Linked DNA regions of Homo sapiens: region 2 is linked to region 1. Evidence: chromatin loops called from intact Hi-C (ENCODE). Cell type or tissue: GM12878. All regions are shown on one strand.

The links. Peaks named below come from ENCODE experiments on the same cell type or tissue, not always from the same donor. Only the 100,000 strongest peaks of a DNase experiment are listed, where the experiment ranks them.
Region 2: a loop joins it to region 1, with 2.3 times the contacts of the local background. A loop is called at or near these places in 2 of 110 quality-filtered maps.

The regions. Positions count from the first base shown.
Region 1 is chr1:90,111,626-90,116,625 of GRCh38, reverse strand. It overlaps LOC105378848 (a long non-coding RNA gene), which reads right to left and starts at 1,454. Exons shown (of 3, transcript XR_947587.2): 1 at 1,233-1,454. In GM12878, a CTCF peak has its summit at 1,902 (motif pointing left); a DNase peak (open chromatin) is centred at 1,891.
Region 2 is chr1:90,843,036-90,848,035 of GRCh38, reverse strand. All of the region lies in intron 1 of LINC02609 (long intergenic non-protein coding RNA 2609), which reads left to right. It overlaps LINC02788 (long intergenic non-protein coding RNA 2788), which reads right to left. Exons shown (of 4, transcript NR_186594.1): 2 at 2,237-2,382. Among named protein-coding and RNA genes, the nearest start is that of LINC02609, 6.1 kb to the left of the region's middle. In GM12878, no CTCF peak of the experiment used is centred here; no DNase peak of the experiment used is centred here.

The DNA of each region.
Region 1 (5,000 bases):
AAGAGGAAGTTATGTAGAAATGGATCATTTTGATTCCTTGCATTCCCTGAGGTTGCCAAAAACATTCATTAAAAACATAAAAATCTGAACAGAAAATTAGCATTTGATCAGTTACTTATATCTAAGCATTATTATTCATTGAATCTAATTGGTTAGATTATTTCCTTTTGATTTTTTTTAAAGAGAAACAATGCTCAGTAGAGAGCATTAAAGCCTTTAATTCTAATTCTGAAAAATATGTAAATATTAATATCAAATATGTTCTAAATACCAAATAAAATAGAGTTAGCCCTGGAACAACTGGGTACACTGTTTAAGTTATGCCTTTTTTTTTTTTTTTTTGCAAAAGTATGCTGGCTATTAAAGCCCCATAAAACACAAAAAATAGAAAGGAAGTGGTGAAAATCTCCCAAATTGATCTATAGTGAAAAAGAATTGGGCAGGGTCTGGTTATTGTTATGTGACTATACGCACAAAGGTCCAAAGAACACAAAAATGAAAAAAATTCTGCTTGCGTGCCTTATGCAATAACATTTCTGCTTTTAGATTTTCTCTGGACTTTTTGAGAAAAGTATTTGTTCCTAAATTACCTGGTGCAACCATCACAATGTTTGAGAAATTTAATTCTGCTTACATCATTAGAAGCCCAGTATAACATCTCAAAAGAGCATTTTAAAAATTACTTTTGATATTTCATCCAAATTTGAATTGGAACAGGAAGAGAAGTGTCTCTTTCAATGTTATAAGGATTCAAATGTAATTATCACTTTCACCTAGAAAACATGTCATCACCAAAATAAATTTATATAAAAACTTGAAAATACAAATTAAATGGTACAATATATACGTATGTGTACATACACCTATACTTGTATGTTTTTTATTGATACATAATTGTATGTACTTATGTGGTACTATACTTGTATGTTTGTGAATATGAATTTCTGTTGCAACTATTTGAATGGTTCCTTTGAGCAATAAGTCATTGGACAAAAAAGACTATTTAAATGGCCACTTAAGATAAAGCCATTTTCTCCAACATTGGCTTCCATAGCAATACTGCGATTAACTAATGGTGGGATGTATTTTGGTAATTGGCTGTCATATCCAATCTCTATGAAAAACTGCATATCCCAGATGTCTCCACTACACATTCAACTCTATCTTGAAAAATCGAAGAAATTTTGTCCCAACACTGACAGAATAATAATGAGAACCAAGCAATGGCTTACCCTCTTGACAGCCAAAATCAAGAATGAGGCTACCTTTTTGGGTCCTCAACCTCACTCCGTGGACTGTGGACCAGACTCTGAGGATGCTCTTCAGGAGGTAAAAGCATTGTCCCTGAGCATCAGTTATCCTCAAGGCTCAGATCAAAGGAAGAGCATCTTCCATGTTACAGACCTCCACTAGCAGCTCTTGCAGTCATCCATAACACTTCTGCAGGGCTCACACTTCAAAACAAAATTCCCAGAGAAATAATATAGATAAGATTAACTGAGAAATAGATACAATTGAAGAGTTTTTTTAAAAAAAAAAAAGGGAGGGGGGCTTATAAAACAGTAACCCGATTCTTTTTTTATTCAGTTTCAATAATAAATAATTTAATATAATAATTTACGTGCATTTAAAAGGCTAGGCAATAGAAGCTCTAGGGTAAGCATGACTTTCACAAACCTGATATAATACCTATCTAAAAACAATTCATATTTATTACTGGAATAAATCCCTAAAATTCCTTTCTAAAGGCTTATCAAACCAAATTGGGTCCCAGCCCAACAAATCGAATTAGAAATCCATGTAAGTCTGCTAACTGAGTTATTAAAGTGATCTGCATGGATATTCCCAGTTCACCAGAAAAACCTTCTGTTTGGATGGACATTTAGTCAAATGCTGCCCTCTAGTGAGAAAACTCTGTTAAAGGCTACAAAAGGCCCTAAGATTACAAAGCATTCATAACTTCAAAGAAAAGACACCCAAATAAGATTAACCAAGTAAAATCTTCAACTAGAAACCACAGTTATTCTAGATTAAAATATCTATTTCATTTTTACTTTGTTAATAATGCCTATATTTTCTTTCTAAAAGTATCTTGTAAATAGGTAACATATTTAAATTACCATGGTAGGGATAGCTCAACCCGTGTGATATTTAGATATTTTTAGGCTTTTACATTTGATAATCCAATAATAGTAATTGATATTAAAGTATGATACATTTATTTGTTTTAGCTAGTGATGCAGCTAAAGAATTTGTATAAAATAAAATGGGTGATAATATGGTCTCCCACTCTGTCAATTAAAAAAACGTAAAACAAGTGGTAGATATTCCACAGAATATTTGCATTAATAATCAATACTTCACTTCTAGATATTTATTTTGCTGTAAAAGTCAAGATTTCTAATGTTCTTTAACAATATAAGAATATTGTTATATCTTCAAATAGAAAACTCAACTACTCACTTCTAATTCAGCAAAGGAAAATCTCTACTTTCAAGTTTCTTCACGCAATTCTAGTACATTTTATTCATTTAGCAGAAACAGGCATTTAGCATTTTTTAAATTGTATTCTAGACTTCGTAAACCCTGACAGTGCAAATTTCCTCCTAAGACACAATCTTATTAGAGCATTTATTCATTCTTCTGTTACGTCTTTTAGTGAACTTCATGGCTACCTGCTCTAAACCCACACTCTGCTAGTCATTTTGGATATAATGGTGAAAAGGATGGGCCTGGTTCCAAAACATATGTATCCTGTAATCGAATGAGGGAAACAGATACGCAATCAGGTAATTATGAAGCCTTACGATGAAGAGAGACATAGTACTCTCCAGAAGCAGGTAGAAGGTGTACCTGATCCATATTGGGAAAACAGGAATGCTCCACTCCCCAAGAAAGTAAGACTTGAGTTTCAACAAGGTTCTACAGCCATTGAAAGTCCTCTGAAAGTAGTGTGAGCCATACAGACCAATTTCTTTTTGCAGAAGCAATTTCCCTGATGGTTTTGTGCTTTCTTCAGTAAATCATTCCCAGTTAGATATGCAGTGATGGTATTTCCACACTCAGCACTGGTGACACTTACATTTGAATTAACTCTCCCCATAAATGTAAAGTAAAATATTTATATTTTAGTATATTTACTTAATAGAAAATTGTATTCTCCTTTCTTAATTTTAAACACATCTACACAACAATATGCCTTTCCTTTTCAAAAAAAAATAAGAAAACTAAAATTAAATTATTGTGTAAGTATATTGTCGTCATGTGCTCTAGTAGACCTGCTAGTACCCTATGTGGTCTTGGGCAAGTCATACATCTACAGTCTGGATCCTTTCAGCTCCAATATTCTGTAAGTCTATCAGTGACTCTCTATATAAATTACTCTTGGCCTGGCACAGTGGCTCATGCCTGTAATCTCAGCACTTTGGGAGACAGAGGTGGATGGATCACCCTGAGTTCAGGAGTTCGAGACCAGCCTGGGCAACATGGCAAAACCCGGCTCTACCAAAAATACAAAAATAAAAATAAAAATTAGTCAGACATAGTGGCATGTGTCTGTAATCCAAGCTACTTGGGAGGCTGAGGCTTGAGCCTGAGAGGCAAAGTTTGTAGTAAGCTGAGATCACACCACTGCACTTTAGCCTGGGCAACAGAGTGAGACCCTGTCTCAATCAATCAATCAATCAATTAGACTCTTCATTTTAAAGTATTGTACTTGTTGTTGACTTTCAGTTTTTCATCTTCTAGTCACCATGGTCATCATGGTTTACAGAAGACAAACTCTTGCTTGAGTAGGATTTAATCTTGTTCTTTCTTTTTTTATTATTTATTTTTATTATGCTTTAAGTTCTAGGGTACATGTGCACAACGTGCAGGTTTGTTACATATGTATACATGTGCCATGTTGGTTTGCTGCACCCATTAACTCGTCATTTACATTAGGTATTTCTCCTAATGCTATCCCTCCCCCCATCACCCACCCCACGACAAGTCCCGGTGTGTGATGTTCCCTGTGTCCAAGTGTTCTCATTGTTCAATTCCCACCTATGAGTGAGAACAAAAAGGAAATAGAAATTGAAGTTTGTGGGGGAGTGTTTACTAAAGTCCTGGTTCTAGATTAAAATGTCAGCAATATATCAAGAACATATCTCTATAAGAAGAATTAAGCTCAGGAAATTTGCTACTTAAGAGATCTTTTAGTTTCCTTTAACATTTAACATCAAAATTTAAACACGCATGTGGAAAAGTTTGCCGGGATTTTTATTTGTCTTTTAAAATACCTGTCTTATAGATATTTATTTCTTAAAACTAATTTTAGTGCAGAATAAGAATTTTAAAACAGAGCTTAAAATATATGTATATATCAAGGAGAAAAGCATAGGGTATTCTTAACCCAAATTGCATGTAAGTAGGTTCAGTTACAACTTCTAAATATTACTCCAAGCTCTGAAAAACAGAAAGCTGTACAAAGTAGGTGCAAGATCCTTACAGGAAGAATTAGAAAAACGGGGTTCTATCTGAGAGTGTAACAAATCTTAGCCAAGTTAATTGATTACTTCTCTGTGTTTGAATTTTCTCATTTGTCCTGTCTCACGTATGACACTGAGTTTACGTAAGGAGCCTGTGAGCTACTCTTTGTGAATATGCACTAAAAACTATAGCAAACTGGCAACAACCTAAACATCCACCAATAGGGAAAGAATAAACAAAATCTGGTATACTCATACAGTGAAATACCACACGGCAAATAAAAAGAATAACCTAAATATATACATTTATATGTATATTCTATATACATCCATATAGAATACATGAACATTGATAAATCTCAATAAAAACTATATCATTGAGTAAAAAATGTAAGATACAGAATGATACACAATTGTACTACCTATATTTTTTAAAATCACACAAAACAATACTATGTTGTTTAAAAGTTGCATATAGATATACAACTTTTATTTTAAAAAAGTACAGTGATTGTCTCTCAATATAGAGGA
Region 2 (5,000 bases), 730 kb before region 1:
AGCAGAAAGAATGTAATTAGCTGAGTAGGAATTTTCCTAACAGTTCAAGTCTAATACCTTTAGTATTATATAGAGGGCCAAGGGATCATTAGTGATTAGCAAGAATCCAGACCATACTGATCAGGAGAGATCAAGGCCAATGGACAAAGATGAAAGAGCTTTCCTGCTTAAACCCAATGTTGCAAATGCTGATGCTCTTACATAGGGAAGGTCAGCCAGCAGACAAAGAAATAGGGCAGTCGTCCCAAAGCAACAAGTAGAGTCATTCCTCTCTTTCACTCCAGAGTTAGATTGCATATGGAGATTAACCAAGATTGAGCTGAGACAAAAAGAATATCATTCTTTCAGCCAGGTATAAGGTCTGGAACTGAGTCCTGTTTCTGCTTTGATGAACTTGGGTATTGTCCAGACATTGGGGAAGGGAAAACCTGCTGGGCCCTGGATACCAAGATTACACACCTAATTAAAAAGGTCAGTGAACAAGGTGGACAGACCCAATTCTAGATCTTTTCTGGGGAAAGACACCGGACTGCTTGTCCATTAGGTAGACAGAATGACTCTTAAAATGTATGTTAGATGCCAGGAGTGGTGGTTCATGCCTGTAATCCCAGCACTCTGGGAGGCCGAGGCAGGTGGATCACCTAAAGTCGGGAGTTTGAGACCAGCCTGGCCAACATGGTAAAACCCCGTCTCTACTAAAAGTACAAAAATTAGCTGGGCATGGTGACACACGTCTGTGATCTCAGCTACTCGGGAGGCTGAGGCAGGAGAATCACTTGCACCCAGGATGTGGAGGTTGCAGTGAGCCCAGATCGTCCCACTGCACTTCACCCTGGGTGACAGAGTGAGACTCCACCTAAAAAAAAGAAAAAAATAAAATTAGGGGTACAAGGGAGTATCAGTTATCTGAAGGGAGTATCAGTTATCTGGCAAACTATCCATAAATAGTACTTGTGGAAAAACAAGTAACAGTGATTTTAGCCTTCCTTTTTAAATGGGGAGCCTAACCATCATGACTACCCATCTTGTTGTTGTTGTTGTTGTTGTTGTTGTTTTGAGATAGGGTCTCACTCTGTCACCCAGGCGGGAAGTGCTGCAGTGGCATGATCTCAGCTCACTGCAACCTCCGCCTCCCAGACTCAAGTCATCCTCCTACCTTGGCTCCCCAGGTAGCTGGGACCTCAGCTGTGTGCCACCACGCCTGGCTAATTTTTTGTATTTTTGGTAGAGACAGGGTTTTGCCATGTTGCCCAGGCTGATCTTGAACTCCTGAGCTCAAGTGATACTCCCGTCTCAGCCTCCCAAAGTGCTGGGATCACAGGCATGAACCACCGCACCCAGCCATGACTGCTCAGCTTCTATAGATTTAAGAGTTCGTGCAAATATTTTAAAATTTGAGTCTAAATATTAAATTTTGTGTATAGTGTTTGTAGCTTCAGGAGTGGGGAGAGGGTAGTTCTCAGTATGGTCCAGGTAGTTGTAATAGAAGCCTGGTGAGTATAATTTGAAGTCCATCTCTTTTAAAGAGAGAGGTTCCTGTCTTTAGATTCCAAAATTCACATGTGGATCCAGAGTACAGAAAAGGTAGAGGACTGCCATGAGAATTGAGAAGTGGTAGAAAGAGTCCTGGACTGGGAGTGGGAACTAGGTTTATCATGTCCCAATTATGTTTCTTGAGGCAAATTTTAGTTTTCCTCATAGGCAAAATGTATATAATTGTAATATCTACTAGTCTACTTTGCAGGGTAGTTTGTGCCTTATCTGAGATGAAGTAAATGAAACACTTGCTGTGCATGCGCAGGATTTTGTGTGCTACAATGCAGGTTTTATAGGTGAAGGTAATGCTTATAGCCCTGGAGTTGTCCAAATATATGAACCAAAATATAAAGAAAGCTAGAAACCCACCTGTGGGAACTTGGGAGAATAGAATAGTTTTAGCGTGGATACCAGAGACAAATGGATAGTATAGTCATTACTCCTTTTTCAGATTCATAGGAAGTACCCTGTTGCCATTGCAAGAGATTTTGTTTTTACACTTCCTGAAGACCTGTTGTGTATAAAGTAACCTTAAGATAGCCCCCTTTATACTATCAAGCTCAATTCTGCAGCAGTGGCACTGAAAGGACAAACTTTCTTTGTGGAGAAAATTGACCAGACTCCTAGGCCTTGATTATTGTACTCCCAATGGTCCTTCTTTTCTTAGAGATTTCATTAATCCCCATTGCCATGTTCATACCTTAAAGGAGAAGAAGAAGCTGACTTGAGTTCTACAGATTGGCTTAATCGGTCAGCTATGAACATTTTCTAAAAACAGTTGTTATTCTTCCCACAGCAGCAATTCATTTCTTTTGCAGACACAGCAGGACCCCACCTCTCTGGACCCTGCAGACCATTAAAAGAAATTAACAGTTTAATTTTCTCCTTCTTTCCTCTGTGTATTTAAAAGGTACAGAGGATTAAGGGGGAAGGGCAGTTTGCCTCTCTACCTCACAGAAACCCCTGTACAGATATAGACAGCATCATTGGCTCCCACCAACATGAGGCATGGCTCCTAGAGAGGAGGGGGAAGTGGATGTGGGTGTCCTCAGGTGGGTATATACTCATCCTTTCTTCTGTTGAGTTGCCGGATTTCACCTCATGAAGAGTAAAAACAATGCCCCTTCTCTGAAGTCATGTTAGAGGGATGTTTTCTGGAGGCTTGTTGAGTATCCTCCATACAGGAATGCTTCATAAGTTCACATTGTGTGAGGGACCATGTATGTGAGCCAGGACAATACAGTCACAAAGGAAAAGGGGCATTTGATTCAGGCAGTATGTGTTTGAACATCAGATCTGCTCACCAGCTTAGTGGCTTGGGCAAATTTCTTCATCTCTCTGAGTCTCAGTTTCTTTATCTGCGAAATGGCAGTAATAACAGTGCTCACTTCTAAGGATTAGTGTGCATGAGGTGAGTGTATGACAAACGGGAGTTGTAATATTAGGCTCTGGGGAGTCAGGGAGGAATATAAATAAATATAAGGCAAATTCCCATCTTCAAGGAGCTTTCAGTTTGGTTGGAAGGGACTGAATAAAAATAAAGCTGACAATACAAGGCAGAAAATGGGAGCACCAAATGAGTGCTGCAGATGACAAATTCAGCAGTCTGCCAAGGACTAGGATGATGGTTGAAAGGTTTCAAGACAGAGGTGGGAGTTTCTCTCCGGATTTGCAGACTGGACAGGAGTCAGATATATGGAGTGAAATTGAGAAATCATCCAGATGACAAGAGGAAGGAGGAATCAGAACACACAGCACATGCATAGCAGGGGGGAGAGTATGCTGGAGTGGAAAGTATACCAGCTTTTGAGCCAGATGTAAGAATCCTAGTGCTGCTGTGAGACCTTAGTTGGACAAGTACCTTAACTTCTTTAGCCTTCTACAGCCTTAAAATGGGTATAATTATACCCATCTCTTAAATGGAAGGGATTAAATAAGATAATATTTGTAATGCCTAACATGGTGCCTGGCATCTTCAGTAAAATAAAGACAATTCACATGATGTTTTCAGCGGACAAAGAGAGAGCTGTCTGCCTGAAGAGCTGTCTGGCCTTGTGTAGGCTAGTAGTGGAAAACAAACCAGGAACAGCTAATTAATGCCTATGGGGAGGGTAGGAAGGAGGCTTGAAAGCCAATTTAAGAAGCTGGGGCTGGCCGGGAGCGGTGGCTCACGCCTGTAATCCTAGCACTTTGGGAGGCTGAGATGGGCAGATCACCTGAGGTCAGGAGTTCAAGACCAGCCTCAACATGGAGAAACCTCAACATGGAGAAAATACAAAATTAGCCGGGTGTGGTGGTGCATGCCTGTAATCCCAGCTACTCGGGAGGCTGAGGCAGGAGAATTGCTTGAACCTGGGAGGTGGAGGTTGTGGTGAGCCGAGATTGTGCCATTGCACTCCAGTCTGGAAAACAAGAGGGAAACTCCGTCTCAGAAAAAAAAAAAAAAAAAAAAAAAAAGAAGCTGGGGCTGTTATAGGCAATCAGAACTACCAAGGCAAAGTAGGGGTTTAGGATAGTTAATCTTAAGGCACTCTGAAAGCTGTATTTGAGGAAGGAAGAAACTCACTCCTTTATGTGTAAAGTGATCAGGGTCTAGATGAGGATGGTGGAAGGGTTAGTAGACCTGGCCAATGTCTTTTTAAAGTTATTTTCATAAAAGCAATTTAGGGCTCAGCAGTGTGGAGTAGGGGGGAGCTTTTTTGTTTGTTTTGTTTGTAGATTCCTAATATTTAGTATTGATTGTCTACAATAAAACTAGGATAGACCCACAACTTTGGAAAAGAGAGATCACTCAGCATTCAGGGACAGTACAAGGTGAGAAGTAATTCTGATGCTAAATAAGCCCTATAATTTGCTTCAACTTATAAAATAGCCCCTTTTAAAAGCCCCTTCCCCCTTCCTATTATTAATACAGATCAAGTGTGTTCCAACCACTGGTTTTCAGGAAGACATAAGTACAGATCATTTATCGTTGTATGGAGTTTGCAGTTAGGATTGTAACACCAAGAGGGGTTGGGGCAAAGGGCGAGGATGCTGCCAGCAAAATAGTAATGTTGATGATTTTATTTATTTGATAATAGTGAAATTCTGTTCTCTCCTGGGGTTTAGAAGTGATTTAATTAAAAAACAAACCTAGGAAATAGTTTTGGATACTAGGAATTAATTTATAATGTCTCACATTTTCTACCTTTCTCTTTTTTTTCTGTCTTTAGTAGTTTTGTAATGGGAGAATACATGGTAGATAATTCTGTTTCTAAGGAAAATCACACTGATTATGTATATGAACACTGGTTTTTAAAACGTTAGGAAATCCTAACTGTGGTAAGCCTTAAACATATTAAATAGGAACTGATAACCAACCTACCTCTGATTTCCTGAACTTTGCTGTTCTCTTATTGGGCTGCAAGGGCAACATTGTGCCAATAGCTCTGGGGTGCCTGAATAGTGCATTGCTTCCCTTGGAA